2 separate regions of the Homo sapiens genome follow, and region 2 is linked to region 1. A link is a loop called in an ENCODE intact Hi-C map of the cell type or tissue named here. Cell type or tissue: sigmoid colon. All regions are shown on one strand. Each heading gives the region's core, and the rest is flanking DNA. Links, peaks and the distances in the headings are about the cores only. Region 1 holds the start of PAPOLB (poly(A) polymerase beta). Region 2 overlaps MMD2 (monocyte to macrophage differentiation associated 2).

Region 1 (8,420 bases), core at 332-8,331:
GGATGGCTTCACAAAGCTGAAAATATTTACTATCTGGTCCTTAATGCGAAAAGTCCACCAGCCACTACACCGGACTGTGTTCAAAAACTGTTTCCCTTCTATTTTTATCTGCTTGATATCAATTAATGAAAGGCTGTTTTGAAATCTTCTATGATAATGACACATTTAACAATTTCTGTTCATCTTTGTTATTTTATGTTGAGGCTGAGTTATTAGGTGCAGACAAGTTTTAAATCATTAAATGTTCCTGATGCTGTAGGACTTCTATCATTAATGCATGGTGCTCTTGCCCTTAATAATTATTTTTGCTCTGACACCTACTTGAATAATGTTGTTATTATCCCAGCTTCTTTTCATTAGCGTGCCTTTTTTCCATTCTTTTATTTTGGTTGTGTCTCTTTTAAGTAAAACAGCATACAGTTGGACTTGGTTTTCCCGTGGAATCTGACCATCTCTGCCTTTTTTAATCAGGAAGTTTGGTCCATTTATTGTAGTGACAGTTATACTTGGTTTCATTTCCATGACCATAGATCGTGTTTTCTTTTTACTCTATTTTTTTGTATGCTTTCCCCCTTTCTTTCCTGCCTTCTTCTGGATTCAGCTTAACTTCATTTTTTACTTTTACTTACTTGAAATTTTAACCTTTTCATGTTTCCCTAAACATTACTACGTTCTAGACTTAGTAAGATCGAAAGGTTCATCAGTGACTCTACCCTCCTTCAGAACAATGTAAGTACATCTGAATTCATATCTTAGATTTAAATCGTACTATTGTCCAGTATTTTAGTTTCACTTTGCTTGTTTGCCATTTATTTTTATTGCATTTTTAATGGAGAAATAAGTCATCTGTTTTCAAAACAGTGCTTGAATATACCAGGAGTACAGATACCATAAAACAAAGCAAACTCCACTCACTAGGTACATCACATGAAAAAATGGTCTGACATTCAGGTAATAAAAATTAGAAATAAAAAGTCCCAAGGTTCCAGCTTGGTAAAACAGACACAGTTACAGGTAATGTTTAATAAACTAATTTTTTTCCCAATGTGTAAACAAAATGACCAGACTAAATTTGTGCCTGGCCATTTCAACCTAACGCCATAGCCATTCAAAATACAGATATTGTGCACACTTCACCCGATTTATTATTGTGGTGAAACGGCAAAGATGTGAGAAAAAGAAATACTGTGTACTAGATATCAGAAAGTAATGGTGAAAGAAAAGTCTCTACAGCATAAAAGGACATGACTATATTCCAACTTTGGAAAATTAATGCAGGACAGGAAAAGAGTTTAAGTAATTGCAGTTTAACATGAAAAGTGCAGAGTTAGAGGAGGGACGGGAGGGGTTAAAGCAAGGCTAATTGGAAAGCCTGTTAAGTTTGCTGTCTAGATTAAGAAAGACTCAACTTTCATTCATTCACATCTGTTGCCCCTCACATTTCCTAATCATAGATGCTCTACTGCTTAATTATGAGATTTTTTTTAACTTAAAGTATTGCTGATCTTTTGTAGACTAAAAGAGCAGAAAGCCAGTAAGATGTCAAGTGCTTGCTAGAAATTACTTTTTTATGTTTCTACATGTAAAATTTAGAGATGAATTTTGATAAATCGTTTAAAAATAAAAGTGTTTAAAATTCTTGAAGAAAATGCCTTTTTGCTTATGTGTGCAATTGGAAATTAACTTTCCTATAAGGAGGTATTCTGTGGAATGAACAAAACTTCTCATATGCAGTGATCAAATGGTCATCCAAGATCAGAAACATATCTCATAGACATTACATTTAGTAAAGTTTTGCTAAAATGTGGTGTTTCATCATAACCAATATTTGGTGTTTTGTGCCATGTGGCCACAGGATTGTCAGTTTCACATCATGGTTTAGAGAATATTATTCCTTTTTTCTTGTGAAATGACACATAAGCATACTGTGTGCATACAGGCAAAGAGAAGAGAGGGAGGCAAAAAGCTTTTTTGTTTTAGGACTAATGATTGAGGACAAGAGAATATGGAGCTTTGATAGCTCAAAGAAAATGTTTGATTGCTAATTACTCTAAAACAGTTCTACAGATTAAAACCAGTGTGTCCTTTCTCCATAGTGTGCCATCAAAACCAAAGACCTACTAATGGTTGATGTCAAAAACATACCTTAAAGTTGACATTTCATTTTAAAGGGTTACAGCTACCTCATAGGGACTGAGCTAGATGTACTTTTATGCTTTCTCTGAAGTACAGTACACCGCTGCACAATGGTATCCAATTTTAAGATTAATAGTGAAGAAACCTCTTCAGGGAAAAATAAAATTCACCAATTTGAAAAATCTAAAATTAGTTCTACTTTCTAATAAAAAATATAAAGTGCCTCATCAGTATAAGGAATTCTGATACCAGTTTGTATTGCATATTTTCCCAACAATGCATCAAGCATAAATCCAGTCCAGATGTCAGTCACGGGTACAAACATAGCTGAAAGGTTTTTTCATTTTAAGGGCAGTAGTCCTTTGAAATAGTTAATGTAACTGTTGCTGATACATTAATAACAGTACCTCTAGCTGTCACATACTAATGTGGACTTCTGATCAAGACTGGCTCAGTAAAGGAAGTTACCAAATGAGCCTCAATCTATTTCAAGTCATATCTAGTCCCGTACCCCTCATTCTCCTTCCTTAGTATTTGAAGACAACAGGTTCAGTTGGCAGATATTGTTCATGGACCCTTGAGGTTGTTTTTAACCATTCAACCTGTTTTACTGAATTCTTGATAACAGGAATTGGATTTGCAGGGAGAACAGGGATACCGGAAAGATCTATACTGATGTTCCCTGAGAGGCCAATAGAGAAGATGCTGTCTGAATTTTTCTAATGGAGTTGTACTTGTCTTTGTATTGAGTTTCTCCTCTTCCGTTTTGGTTTTCTTGGTCCTTTCTTCTTTATGAGGCAAGAATATCCTCTAGACTCCAACTATAGGATTAGATATGTTTGTTGCTGAGTTTCCTGAAGGTCTGGATGGCTTATGAGACATGTTGAAGAAACAACTCTGGCGACCATGGCCTTTGGTGATGGAGAAATGGCAGGCTGAGAGACAGCGTGAGGAATACTTTCGTTTAATGCAACCCCTGAACTTTCATTGGTATTCACCTGTTGCAAGGAAAATTCAGTAGCCTGTATGTTAGCCACAGATGCTGTCATTACAGCCAAGGCAGGACTGTTTCTACCCTGAGAACTGCTAATCAATGGGCCTGTCTTCATAGTGCTAGTAGATGAAGGCACAGACATGCTGTTTTCACAGCCTGCAGACAAGTCAAAGCTGCTGTCGTTCAAATCTGTCAATCTTCTACCTTCTGTTGAGTGTGCTTTCTTGTCCTGAAGCACATGATGAGGCAGCAGCTGGTGAAGTTCCTTTCTTCTTAAATGCATTGCAGTAATTTTCATACCCATCTCAAACATCTTACTATTCACTGCTTGCCTATAAACAGTATCTGTGAAAGACTGGATATCATAGGTGAGATCAATGCTGAGAATTTCAGAATTATCTGGCTTTTTTAGCCCTAACCCAATCACCCACATTGTACGAAATTCTTCCATATCAGGATTTTCTTTGGGTGCTGGAAATGACTGTGGATTCACATGTGCCAGTGTAATAAATTCATTCTTCTCCAAGCTCCCAACCAGGATTCGGATCTTTGATTCCACCAAGCCCACCCATTCTAAATGTTGTTTTTCTGTTGATGCACTTGCCAGAAGTACAATATAATGCTTGTACTTTTGAAAGAAGCTTGGAGCTTCAAAGAGTTTGGACCACTCTGCCTTACTTAGCAAAATCTCGTGTGTGATAGCAAGCCCCTGTTTAAACTCCTCAATCATGACCATCCTGGTTGAAATAGACACGTTGTATGTGGAGTTCTGCTGTGGGTATGCTGGTGTGATGATAGGCATAAGATGGTACCTATCACTGGGATTTACTCTTGGGTCCCATACAGGCAAATTAAGATTCCGTTCTTCAGGCTCCTTCAGTAACACTGGGTTTGGCCATTCCCATTCTGAAAATACCAAGAAGAATTTCCGTACAAGAGTTGACGCTACTGCATTTGGATAAAGCTGACAAGTTCTTGCTACTAGCATGGCCCAGGAAACACCTCCGAGGAAACCTAATATATTGGAATAGATATTGTGGCACTTGGCCCACAGTTTGATGGCTCTCAGAGTCAGCCTGAAGTTGTCAATGTTTGGCACTAGATGTAAAATTTCATCGGTTACCCGGCAACCATTAAGGCTTCTTATGCATCTAATGTCTAAATTTTTAAGTAGACTGTCATCTCTTAAGTCCAAATCTTCTGGAATAGTCTGTAGTGCTAATCTTGCAAATAAAATATCAATCTCTATCCCATCAAAACACAGTTTGATAACTGGCACAAATGCCTCCTCGACAGCCCTTAAATCTTTCACTTCCTCCTGTAGTTTCAGTTTAGCATAGAATGAGGTGAAAAAGTCGCTTCGATCCACATGACTTGGTGCAACGCACAAGGCGTCAATATCTGCGCCTTTCGTATGTACTCCTAATCTGTAAGAGCCAAACGTAAAAATCTTTCCTCCAACGTTTTCAATTACAGACTGGGGAAGACTCTTGCTTTCACTGATTTCGCGTATCCATTCCTTTACCAGATTATTTAATTTTTCCAAAACTAAAATCCTGCGCTGCAGTTCCTCTTCCTCTTCGAAGACCCCGAAGGGCCTGAGGGTTTCTATTAGCCTCTGGGTGAGGAGGCAGTCCGTCTCCTTGGGGACCGCTAGACTGATAGGCGAGGAGACGCCGTAGCGATTCGGCGGCGGCGCCGGCTGCGGTGGTCCCTGGGTTGTCACCGGAAACGGCATCATCTTTCAGCGCCCGCCCCGCCAGGGCACGTCCCCCACCACCGCGACCTTCGCGGCCGCCGCCCGGGTCATGATCCGCTGAGGCGGAAGGGCAGGGCTTCTAGCTGCCCTGGTCCGACCCCACTCCCACTCCCGCTGCGCGCCCGCCGCTTCAGGAGCTTCTCCTCCTTCCCCTCAGCCCCAACATGGCGCCAGACCCCTCAGCGGCTGCGTTCCAGAACCTACCGTACACGCGCGGGCGCCTGCGCACCCGCCGCCAGCGCGAGGGCTCACGGGAGCCACAGCGTTCTGGGCTGGGGCTCCTACCGCTGCGCGGGGGGCTATACATGGGGGTGGGCAGGATTCACGTTGTTGATGACCGGCCAAACTCAACCCTTTATTGCCACTATTTTACATATTTGCCCAACTTTACCCATCTAATTCTTTGCTCTCCAAGTCCCTTGACATCGCAGATGTGCATCCTTTTTGGGGGCACCCTCAGCACTCTTCACCCTAGCGTGCACCCTTTGGAAGTCCAAAGACCCCTTCGTGGTGGGAACCCGCGGTGGAAAGCAGCTTCTGTCTTGTTTCTTGGGCCGTTGCTGGACATTGGTTTAGCTGGGGCAGCATTTCGAGGTCGACATTTGTGTTCTGGCCATGCTTTAAGGGCGCGATACTGCTGTCCTCTGGTTCCCGTTGAGAATTCCGCAGCTAGGTGAACTACTGCTCGTCTGTCTTTTCTTATGGCAGCTATAAAAGTGTCTGTCCCTAGTGCCCTGTGATCCCACCACTGTGTGTCCAGGCATAGATTTCTCTTTAATAATCTTACCCAGGCTGGGCGCAGTGGCTCACGCCTGTAATCCCAGCACTATGGGAGGCCGAGGCGGGCAGATCACCTGAGGTCAGGAGTTGGAGACCAGCCTCAACATGGAGAAACCCCGTCACTACTAAAAATACAAAATTAGCCGGGCGTGGTGGTGCATGCCTGTAATCCCAGCTACTCGGGAGGCTGAGGCAGGAGAATTGCTTGAACCTGAGAGGCAGAGGTTGCGGTGAGCCAAGATCACACCATTGCACTCCAGCCTGGGCAACAAGAGTGAAACTCTGTCTCAAAAAAAAAAATAAAATTAAAAATAAAAATAAAAAATAAAAAATATAATCTTACCCAGGATACACTATGATTCCCGAATCAGAAGTCATGCTTTTTATGATCTCCAGAAGCTTCTTGGGCACTTCCTGGGAATATGTTCTCCCACTTGTCTCCTGATTCTCTTCATCTAGACACGTTGTCAACCTTCTCACTCTGTCCTCCATGTCTCTTAAGCCGTGTGTCTTTCTGGGTGATGCCAGATTACCTCCAAGTCCTCTCTTCAGTTGTATTTAGTCTGCTGTTTAAGCATCATTGAAATATCCACTTAAATACTTATATTTCACTATTTTGTTCTTTTCCAAGCTTCTCTGCCTTTTAGATGGCATTCTGTTCTTTCATGTTTTTCCCCCTACCTTTTATTTCTTTAAACGTGTTAAACATACTTATTTAGTACTCTATAACTAATTATTCTAATTCCGAATGCTCTTGAGAAACTGTATAGTTTGTTGTTATCCAAGAACTCAGAGTGGTATTACCTCTTGGGTCTTGTAATTTTGGATTGTGAGCTCATTTCTGGTGAAGCTTGGAATGCCTGTGTAGACGCTGTGTCCTTCCAAAGAGGATTTGCTTTGTTTCCAGTAGATGTTCTTGTACACTATAGAATTGCAGTCAGTGTAATTTCTTATCCAGGGATTATCCACAACATCTAGATGGTGCAACTTTGAACCCCAAATACATGTAAGAGGACATGTGGTTTTCATTTTTAAGGAACAGTCTTTAGTTTTTCCCACCCAAGTCAAGAGAGAGAACTTCCTTTGCCATCTCCTTTCACCAGGTAGCAGATTCTTCTTACTCCATTTTTTCACTCAATGTGTCACCCTTTGAGGATTCCAATTGTATTTGGAGGGGTCTCAATTCTAACTCCCTACCTTTTAAGGTCCCAAGAGCTTTCTGTCTCTTCTTGGACAGCTGCTAAACTTAAGTTTCTCAGTTTCCAAGACTGGCCAATGCCTCTAGGGCGGTTCTAGTTTCAGAATCAGCTACAATCCTGAGGTTTCAAGGTATCCCTTTTTCTTCCAGCCCTAGAGACTTCCTTTATTTTCCTGGGTACTCAGCTATGCATTCAAAAAAATGATTTCTTATATTTATCCAACATTTCCAGGCACTTTACATAGAAAGATTTTCTGGGATAATTAATCCCATATATTGCCAGAAATATAAATACCTTCTTTTTAATCCATTTCAACATTGGCTTACATGCTCAAAAACAGCTATCAGCAAGGTCTTTGGTGACCTCCATGTTGCCCAACCCATGACCCCAATGATTTCCATCTTCTTTGACCTATGGTAGCTTCATCTTGGCCTCTGCGACACCATACTCTTTGTCTTCCACATGTCTGGCCAGTCCTCAGTCAAATTTGCTGATTCCTCCTCCTTTACTTGACCTCTAAATGTTGGGAGTTCCTCCAGTTTCCATTCTAAGCCCTCATTTCTCCTCACTGCATGTACATTCACTGCCTGGTTAATCTGCTGATTTCCACAGCTTTAAATACCACTTACTTACAGATTAATTCATATTTTAATCAGACTCTCTTCTGAACTCCAGATCCATATTATCTGACTGCCTGTGGTTGCCACCTATATTTGGATGCCTTTAACTTAACATAGTTTAAAGAGAACTCTAACTCATCCTCCCACAGTTTGCTTCTCTCTCAGTAGTCTCCATTTTAGGAAATGACATCTCTTTCTACCCAACTCTTGATACAAGAAACCTGGGAGTCATTCTGGACACCTCCCTGTTTTGCATCCTCAACATCCAATTCATTTACAAGTTCTGTTGATTTCACCTCCAGAATATACTTAAAATCCCTCTACTGCTTTCTACCTGTTCCCTTATAACTCTAGTCCAAGCCACCATCAACTCTCATTTCAACTTCTACAACAACTAAATTAATCTCCTATTACTGACCTTTTCAAAGTATTCTCTACCTAGGAGCCAGAGTCATCTTTTAATCCCTCCAATGACCTCCCATTATACACAGTGTAAAATCCAAAATACATAACAAGCCAGGTAGATCTTTTCCCCAACTATCTGTCTAGCCGCACCTTCTGCAACTTTCCCCTCTGCACCAGCTGCAATGGCCTTCTTGCAGTGCCTGCCTTTGCTTCATTCTCTCTCATCCCTGGATCTTCACACAATGCTGTTCTGTCTGACCAGAATGCTCTTCCTGCCCCACCGACTGCCCACTGCTCTCTACCTGGTTGGTGTGTTGTCATCTTTGAGACTGGCTTACATTTCACCTCTTGAGAGTGAATTTCCCTCACCCCCCATTCCAAATGAGCACATGTGCTTCTTTTTCATAGCACATAAAACAACTTGTAGTTGCAGTCATGTACATTATGACATTTTGGACAACAGACCATATATACAATGATGGCCCTGCAAGAATACAATATTGTATTTTTACTGTTTCTTTTCTGTG
Region 2 (8,420 bases), core at 363-8,362, 58 kb after region 1:
TACGTCTATGTCTATTACACATATTTATATATGTGTATATATGTAGACACATATGCATACATATGTACATATTAATATTTGCTTTTCTGGATGGGCACGGTGGCTCACACCTGTAATCCAAACACTTTGGGAGGCTGAGGTGGGCAGATCACTGGAGGTTAGGAGTTCGAGAGCAGCCTGGCCAACATGGTGAAACCCCGTCTCTACTAAAAATACAAAAATTAGCTGGGCGTGGTGGCGCGTGCCTGTAATCCCAGCTACTCGGGAGGCAGAGGCAGGAGAATCGCTTCAACCAGGGAGGCAGAGGTTGCAGTGAGCCAAGACCTCGCTACTGCACTCTAGCCTGGGTGACAGAGTGAGATTCTGTCTCAGAATTCTCAGAAAAAAAAAAAACAATGTATATATTTGCTTTTTCTGCATAAAATAACTCAAGAAGTGAGTTATTTTCTGCATAAAATAACACAGGAAAGTGGGTATAAGTAGCTGCTTCCAGGAAGGAAAAAAGGGTGGCGGGAAGCTTTTAACCTAACTCCTTTGTGCCAAGTCAACACATTACCCAGCCAAATAGAAAAATAAATTCAAACAATGAAAAGAAAGGCCGCCAAGGGTTTGCTGGGCGGCGGGACGGTACTCACCAGGGTGCGTAGGAAGCCGCTATGAAGAAATAGATGACCATCCGGTCGAACATGTGTAGACAGTGTTCCACCATCCTAGGGCGGCAGAGAAGCCGGCAGTCACAGCCCCTGCACAGCAGGGAAGGGCCAGTGCCCCCAGAGCCGTGCCCTGGACTGATCGTGCCTGCCTACAGGTTAGCAGGGCTGGGCTCCTCTGTCCAGCCAAGACCCCTTGGCCCTCAGAATCCCCATCTGTAAGTGACCAGAGCAGTGGTCTTCAAACCAGGCTCCTTATCACCCTAGGGGCTGCATGGAGACACCTTGCCTCGGGGGTCCCACTGAGGGCCTTGCGCCCCTACAGGTAAGGATTGAACATCCTCCGTCCCACTTTTTTTTTTTTTTTTTTTTTTTTTTTTTAAGATAAGGTCTTGCTCTGTCTCCCAGGCTGGAGTGCAGTGGCACGATCTCAGCTCACTGCAACCTCCGCTTCCCGGATTCAAGCCATTTTCTTGCCTCAGCCTTCCAAGTAGCTGGGATTACAGGCACCTGCCACCATGCCCAGCTAGTTTTTGTATTTTTAGTAGAGACGGGGTTTCGCCATGTTGGCCAGACTGGTCTCAAACTCCTGAACTCCAGTGATCCACCCGCCTCGGTCTCCTAAAGTGCTGGGATTACAAGCGTGAGCCACCGCACCTGGCCATCCTCCCCTACTTTAATCAGAGCCACTGTGCATTTCTGCTTTATATACTGGGTTTTTCCAAAGATTTATAATGGGGAAAGAATTCTGTGGACAAAGTGCAAAAATGGCCAGATGGAGTGGCTCACACCTGTAATTCCAGAGCGTTGGGAGGCTGAGGCAAGAGAATTGCTTGAGCTCAGGAGTTGGAAACCAGCCTGGGCAACACAGTGAGACCTCATCTCTACTAAAAATTAGGAAGATCAGCCAGGCATAATTGTGTGTGCCTGTAGGCCTAGCTACTCCAGAGGCTGAGGCAGGAGGATCTCTTGACCCTGGGAGGTGGAGACTGCAGTGAGCCATGTTTGTGCCACTGCACTCCAGTCTGGGCAACTGAGCTAGATCCTGTCTCAAAAAAAAAGTGCAAAAACTACTAAATTACGTGCCCCTCAAGACTGTCTGGGAGCTGACATTCTAATGCTAGAAGAGCTTAGTGGTTCGGATCCAAGCTGTGGAGCCAAAAGGCCTGGGTTCGAATTCCAGCTCTACACTTCAGGAGTACATAACCTTGAGCAAGTTACCTATTCGCTCTAGGTCTCAGCTTCCTTCTCTGTAAAACACGGAGGATGCCAGCAACCTGACACGGGGCTGTGGGGAGGATTAAATTAGCTAATACCCAGCACAGTACATAGTAAGTGCTCAATAAATACCAGCTGTTTTGGCCAGGCATGGTGGCTCATGCCTGTAATCCCAGCACTTTGGGAGGCCAAGGTGGGTGGATCACCTAAGGTCAGGAGTTTGAGACCAGCCTGGCTAACATGGTGAAACCCTGTTTCTACAAAAAATACAAAACATTCCCCGTCTCTACTAAAAATACAAAAAATTAGCCGGGCGTGGTGGTGGGCACCTGCAGTCCCAGCTACTTGGGAGGATGAAGCAGGAGAATGGCATGAACCTGGGAGGCGGAGCTTGCAGTGAGCCGAGATCATGCCACTGCACTCCAGCTTGGGCAACAAGAGTGAAACTCTGTCTCAAAAAAAAAATAAAAAATAGATAAATAATAAAAATAAATAAATAAACACCAACCATTTTTATGATGACCTCACCTTGTATAGTGAGCGATAACCCTCAATACATGGGACTGGAATGGTGCCAGCCTCCACAATGGTGCCAATGAGTCAAGCCCCTAGTATTCACACACTGGGACCCTCCCCTCCCAAAACAAATAAGGTAAACTCAGGGAACAAATAGGACATTGCAGAAATGATGGTGTGTGGTTCCTGAGGCCAGATCATAAAAGACATTACAGCTTCTGCCTTGTTCTATTAAGTCGCTAAGTTTGGGGAAAACAAGCTCCCATGTGGCTGTGAAGACAGCCACACTACAACCCAGCACTAGCTCACCAGCCAAGTGAGGGAGCTTAGAGCCTCCAGCCCCAGTCAAGCCATCAGATGACAGCAGCCCCAGCCAGCCTCTGACTACAGGAAACAGCACAGACTGGAGCCACACAGCTAAAGCTCTCAAACTCTTATTTGAGACAGAGTAAGTGTTTCTTGTTATTTTAAGCCATAGTGCTCTGGGATACTTGGTTACAAAGCAATCACTGACCAGTACAAACTGTGGCTCTGTCTAGCAAAGTGCAGCCCTGAACAAATTTGACTAATGATTGTATGCACGGCTCAACTGCATGTCTTCCTAGAAATTAAAGGGAGTGGCATATAGCTTTATGGGGGGCCTGGATTCCCAGAGTCAGCTTGAGTTGAATGTGGCTGCTATGCAACCTTGAGCAAATAAGGTTTCTTTTCTTTTTCTTTTCTTTCTTTCTTTTTTTTTTTTTTTTTTGAGACAGATTCTCACTCCGTTGCCTTAGCTGGAGTGCAGTGGCACTATCTAGACTCACTGCAACCTCCGCCTACCAGGTTCAAGCAATTCTCGTGCCTCAGCCCCCTGAGTAGCTGGGATTACAGGTGTGTGCCAGCCCCAGTGCCTGGCTAATTTTTGTATTTTTAGGAGAGACAGGGTTTCACCATGTTGGCCAGGCTGGTTTCAAACTCTTGACCTCAAGTGATCCTCCTACCTCGGCCACCCAAAATGCTGGGATTACAGGCATGAGACACCTTGCCTGGCCTGTAATTTTTTTTTTTTTAATCAAAACTAGCCAGGCACAGTGGCTCACACTTGTAATCCCGGCACTTTGGGAAGCCAAGGAGGGCAGATCGCCTGAGCCCAGGAATTCAAGGCCAGCCTGGGCAACATGATGAAACCCCATCTGTACAAGAAATACATAAAATTAGCTAGATGAGGTGGTGCATGCCTGTAGTCCCAGCTACTCGGGAGGCTGAGATAAGAGGATCGCTTGAGCCCTGGAGGTGGAGGCTGCAGTGAACCGAGATGATGTTATCACACTCCAGCCTGGGTGACAGAGTGAGACCCCATCTCAAAAAAAAATAAAAATCAAAACTGTAATATCAGGGATTCTAGTGCCTGCATTGCAGAATTATTAGAAAGATTAGGGAATGGCGCCTGTAGCATGCCTGGAACGAAGCCCAGAGGGGAGCTGGCCCGTCGTGACCACCCTGCAGCCAGCAAGGGCTTTTCTCTTGGTCCTCTCAGAAGCAAGCAAAACAAGTCAGGCGTGAAGGCTCATTTCCGAAACTCCAGCACTTTGGGAGGCTGAAGCAGGTGGATCACTAGAGCCCATGAGTTGGAGAACAGCCTGGGCAACATGGTGGAACCCCATCTCTACAAAAAGATACAAGAATTAGCCAGGCATGATGGCACACACCTGTGGTCTCAGTTCCTCAGGCGGCTGAGGCAGGAGGTGCTTGAGCCCTGGAGGTGGAGGCTACAGTGAGCTGAGACTGTACCACTGCACTCCAGCCTGGGCAACAGATTGAGACTCTTTCTCAAAAAACAAACAAACAAACAAAAAAGAAAACAAGTTGGCCAGGCACAGTGGCTCACACCTGTAATCCCAACACTTTGGGAGGCCGAGGTGGGTGGACCATCTGAGGTCAGGAGTTCGAGACCAGCCTGGCCAACATGGCGAAACCCCATCTCTACCCACCCCCCAAAAAAATACAAAAATTAGCTGGACGTGGTGGTGCATACCTGTAGTCCCAGCTACTCGGGAGGCTGAGGCGGGAGAATTGCTTGAACCCAGGAGGCGGAGGTTGCAATGAGCTGAGATAGCGCCACTGCACTCCTGCCTGGGCTACAGAGTGAGACTCCATCTCAGAAAAAACAAAAAGCAACAACAAAAAAAGTGAGCAAACCAGGCTCCCGTGGGCGAGGTGGTCCGCCCTGAAGAGACTCAACCGCAGCCTGTTTAAGGCAGGGCTTGTGCCTCCTGCAAAGCCAGCCTCCTGCAAAGTCGCCCAGCCCAGCCCCTCCCAGCTCAGTGGAGAATGTCACCAGGCAGACCGGATATCCTGGTTCACCCCCCGGGCTGCCATGGGTCCCCCTGCCCCGACCCCCTACCCGGCATGGGTCCCCTCTGGGCGGGAGGCACCTGAGGTGGCTCTTCTTCCAGGAGATGGTGTGAAACACAGTGGACACCACGAAGAGGCCGCAGAGGCCGAGGCCGTAGATCCAGGCAGAGATGGTCTCCCAGTCATCGTCCGACAGGAAGTAGAGGTTGGAGCTGCCCAGGATGCTGGGGATGATCCAGAACTGGAGGGGCAGGGACGGCAGGGACAGGTGCAGCAGCTGGGTGGCTCAGAGCACACCTCCTGCCCCTTCCCCGGCTGAGCTGCCCAACGTGGCAGCACTCGGCTCTTGAAATGTGGTCAGTGCCACTGAAGAACGGAATCATTTTATTTCACTTTAAGGGATTCAGGTGTAAATTTCCTTTCTTCCTTCCTTCCCTCCCTCCCTCTCTCCTTTCCCTTTCCTTCTTTCCTTCCAGCCTTCCTTCCTTCCTCTCTTCTTTCCTTCCTTTCCTTTCCCTTTTCCCCTTTCCTTTCCTTTTTTTCTTTTCTTTCTCTTTTCCTTTCCTCTTTCTTTCTTCCCCTTCCCTCCTCCCTCTCTCCTCCCTCCCTCCCTCCCTCCCTCCCTCCCTTCCTCCCTTTCTCTCTTCCGTCCTTCCTTGTCTTGTCCCCCATGCTGGAGTGCAGTGGTGCAATCGCAGTTCACTACAGCCTCAACTTCCTGGGCTCAAGTGATCCTCCCACCTTGGGCTCCCAAGTAGCTGGGACTACAGGCACCCACCACCACGACTGGCCAATTTTTATATTTTTTATAGAGGTGGGGTCTGGCTATAATGCCCAGGCTGGTCTTGAACTCCTGACCTCAGGCTATCCTCCCACCTTGGCCTCCAAAGGATTGGGATTATAGGCGTGAGCCACCATGCCCAGCCTCAGGTGTCAATTTCAACAGCCATGTGGGGCCAGTGGCTGCCAACCTGGACAGTGCAGGTCTAGATCTTTGATTCAATTCTCAAAGGGGTCCATGTATGAAATGGTCAAAGACCACGTCCCAGAGAGTGGCCATCCCCACCACATCCCAGCCCCTCTCTGGGCCACCACACAGAGAAGTATGATGTGCCACATGTGACCCATCATCACCACTGATGTCCTGACCTCATCTGCTTGGACTGCCCTGAAGGAAGAGCCCAGCCCTAAGCAGCACAGGCGCCCAGGTACCATTCAGCTTGTAAACAGGTTTAAATAGTGGATGGCGGCCAGGTGCGGTGGCTCACACCTGTAATCCCAGCACTTTAGGAGGCCGAGGCGGGCAGATCACGAGGTCAGGAGTTCGAGACCAGCCTGGCCAATATGGTGAAACCCCGTCTCAACTGAAAAATACAAAAAATTAGTCAGGCATGGTGGTGCGCACCTGTAATCCCAGCTACTCAGGAGGCTGAGGCAGGAGAATTGCTTGAACCCAGGAGGTGGAGATTGCAGTGAGCTCAGATCGCGCCACTGCACTCCAGCCTGGGCGACAGAGCAAGACTCTGTCTCAAAAAAAAAAAAAAAAAAAAGTAGGCAGGTGGGAATTCAGCCCCTACCGTGTGCATCCTCCAGGACTCACTGAACGCAATCTGCCTGCAAGATCAGCCCAGGTGAGTCCCAAAGGAAAGAGGTATCCCGCTAGCCTCCCCGACACCCAGGCTGGGCGCCGGATGGGGACAGGTCAACAGCAATGCACCAGAATGGGATGGCTCCTTAATAAGAGGCCTTCAGCCACCCACATGTCCATCTGCGTATGGCAGACTGAACATCAACAGGGAAGATAGAAGCCTTGCTGTAGGGGATGGAATTATAACTTTAAAAAATCATTTCTGGCCGGGTGCGGTGGCTCACACCTGTAATCCCAGCGCTTTGGGAGGCTGAGGCCAGGAGGATCACCTGAGGTCAGGAGTTCAAGACCAGCCTGGCCAACATGGTAAAACCCCCTCTCTACTAAAAATACATAAATTAGCTAGGCATGGTGGCATGCGTCTGTAATTCCAGCTACTTGGGAGGCTGAGGCAGGAGAATCGCTTCAACCCAGGAGGCGGAGGTTGCAGAGAGCCAAGATCACGCCACCATACTCCAGCCTGGGTGACAGAGAGAGATTCCATCTCAGAAAAAAAGAAATCACTTTCATCAATCTTATTACATCATCTTAAAAAAATAAACAAAAACTGGCCAGGTGCAGTGGCTCATGCCTGTAATCCCAGCACTTTGGGAGGCTGAAGCAGGTAGATCCCTTGAGGCCAGGAGTTTGAGACCAGTCTGGTCAACAGGGCGAAACCCCATCTCTACTAAAAATACAAAAATTAGCCAGGCGTGGTGGCGCACACCTGTAGTCCCAGCAAGACTCCATTTAAAAAAAAATAAATAAACAGCAGCTATCCATGCTACTTCATAATTTGGGGACATGCTTCTCATTAGGCTGTAGACTCCAATTATGTTTTGTGCTATTTTAAAATATATATACATTTTTTTTTAGAGATGGAATCGCTCTCTGTTGCCCAGGCTGGAGTGCAGTGGTACAATCATAGCTCACTGCAGCCTCGACATCCTGGGTTCACATGATCCTCTTGCCTTGGCCTCCTGAGTAGCTGGGACCACAGACACATGCCACTGCGCCTGGCTCCTAGTTTGTGCTATTTTGCGATCACCTACCATGCCTAGTATTCATTGAGTTCCTCTCTCACTCATTCATTCATTCCACAAACCTGTGAGCACAGGACATGTCCTCAGGAATGAAATGATACATGCCCATCACCCTGCCCTCACCCTGTGCTCATAGGTGCTAACTGAGGGAGCATCCAACAAATGAATAAGTTAACAGCAGGGGCCTGGTACCTGTGACTCAGTCACCCACTTCCTGGAGCCTGCTGGACTATGAATATGCCTTGTGTTTATAGCATCAGTGGTCAGAGGAGATCATAAATAGGTTTTTGTCCCCAGCCTCACAGCTTCTCCCAGGTATGATGGCAGAATCAATTCAGCACTTTTTTTTTTTTTGTAAACGAGTTTCACTCATTCTGTCCTGCACTCAACTGGAGTAAAGTGGCACAATCTTGGCTCACTGCAGCCTCTGCCTCCTGGGTTCAAGTGATTCTCCTGCCTCAGCCACCTCAGTAGCTGGGATTACAGGCGCATACTACCACACCTGGCTAATTTTTGTATTTTTAGTAGAGATGGGGTTTCACCATGTTGGCCAGGCTGGTCTCGAACTCCCAACCTCAAGTGATCCGCCCGCCTCAGCCACCCAAAGTGCTGGGATTACAGGTGTGAGCCACTGCATCCGGCCAATTCAGCACCTCTTTCCTCAGGAGTGTGCTGTCAAAGAAACACACTTGTCAATGTGCCTACATTGTGCCAACATGGTGCCTTCAGCAACACTCACAGCCACCCTTGGGAGTGGCTCTTACGATGTCCATTCTACAGATAAGGAAACTGAGGCTCAGGGCCACTAAATGATGGAGCTGGGATTCAAAGGCAGGTCTTCTCTTCCTAGAGCTTTATTTTTGGGGTGCAGTGTAGACTTGTGTCGATGAGTTAGCTTGTGGCTTTGGGCAGATTCTCTCACCCAAGCCTCAGTTTCCTCCCTTGCAAAAGAGGGAATCATGTGTTCATTCTCAAATATTTTCCGAGCCCCTACGATGCACACAGCATGGGACTTCAGAGATGAGCCAG

Evidence for each region. Peaks named below come from ENCODE experiments on the same cell type or tissue, not always from the same donor. Only the 100,000 strongest peaks of a DNase experiment are listed, where the experiment ranks them.
Region 2: a loop joins it to region 1, with 9 times the contacts of the local background. A loop is called at or near these places in 2 of 110 quality-filtered maps.

Annotation. Positions count from the first base shown.
Region 1 is chr7:4,856,940-4,865,359 of GRCh38, forward strand. All of the region lies in intron 2 of RADIL (Rap associating with DIL domain), which reads right to left. It overlaps PAPOLB (poly(A) polymerase beta), which reads right to left and starts at 5,091. Exons shown (of 1, transcript NM_020144.5): 1 at 799-5,091. The coding sequence starts at 4,871. The coding sequence ends at 2,958. RefSeq lists an enhancer at 4,334-4,946. In sigmoid colon, for the core only: no CTCF peak of the experiment used is centred there; no DNase peak of the experiment used is centred there; H3K4me3 peaks cover 916 bases.
Region 2 is chr7:4,915,370-4,923,789 of GRCh38, forward strand. It overlaps MMD2 (monocyte to macrophage differentiation associated 2), which reads right to left. Exons shown (of 7, transcript NM_198403.4): 3 at 4,802-4,962; 4 at 636-710. Among named protein-coding and RNA genes, the nearest start is that of RADIL, 36 kb to the left of the region's middle. In sigmoid colon, for the core only: no CTCF peak of the experiment used is centred there; no DNase peak of the experiment used is centred there.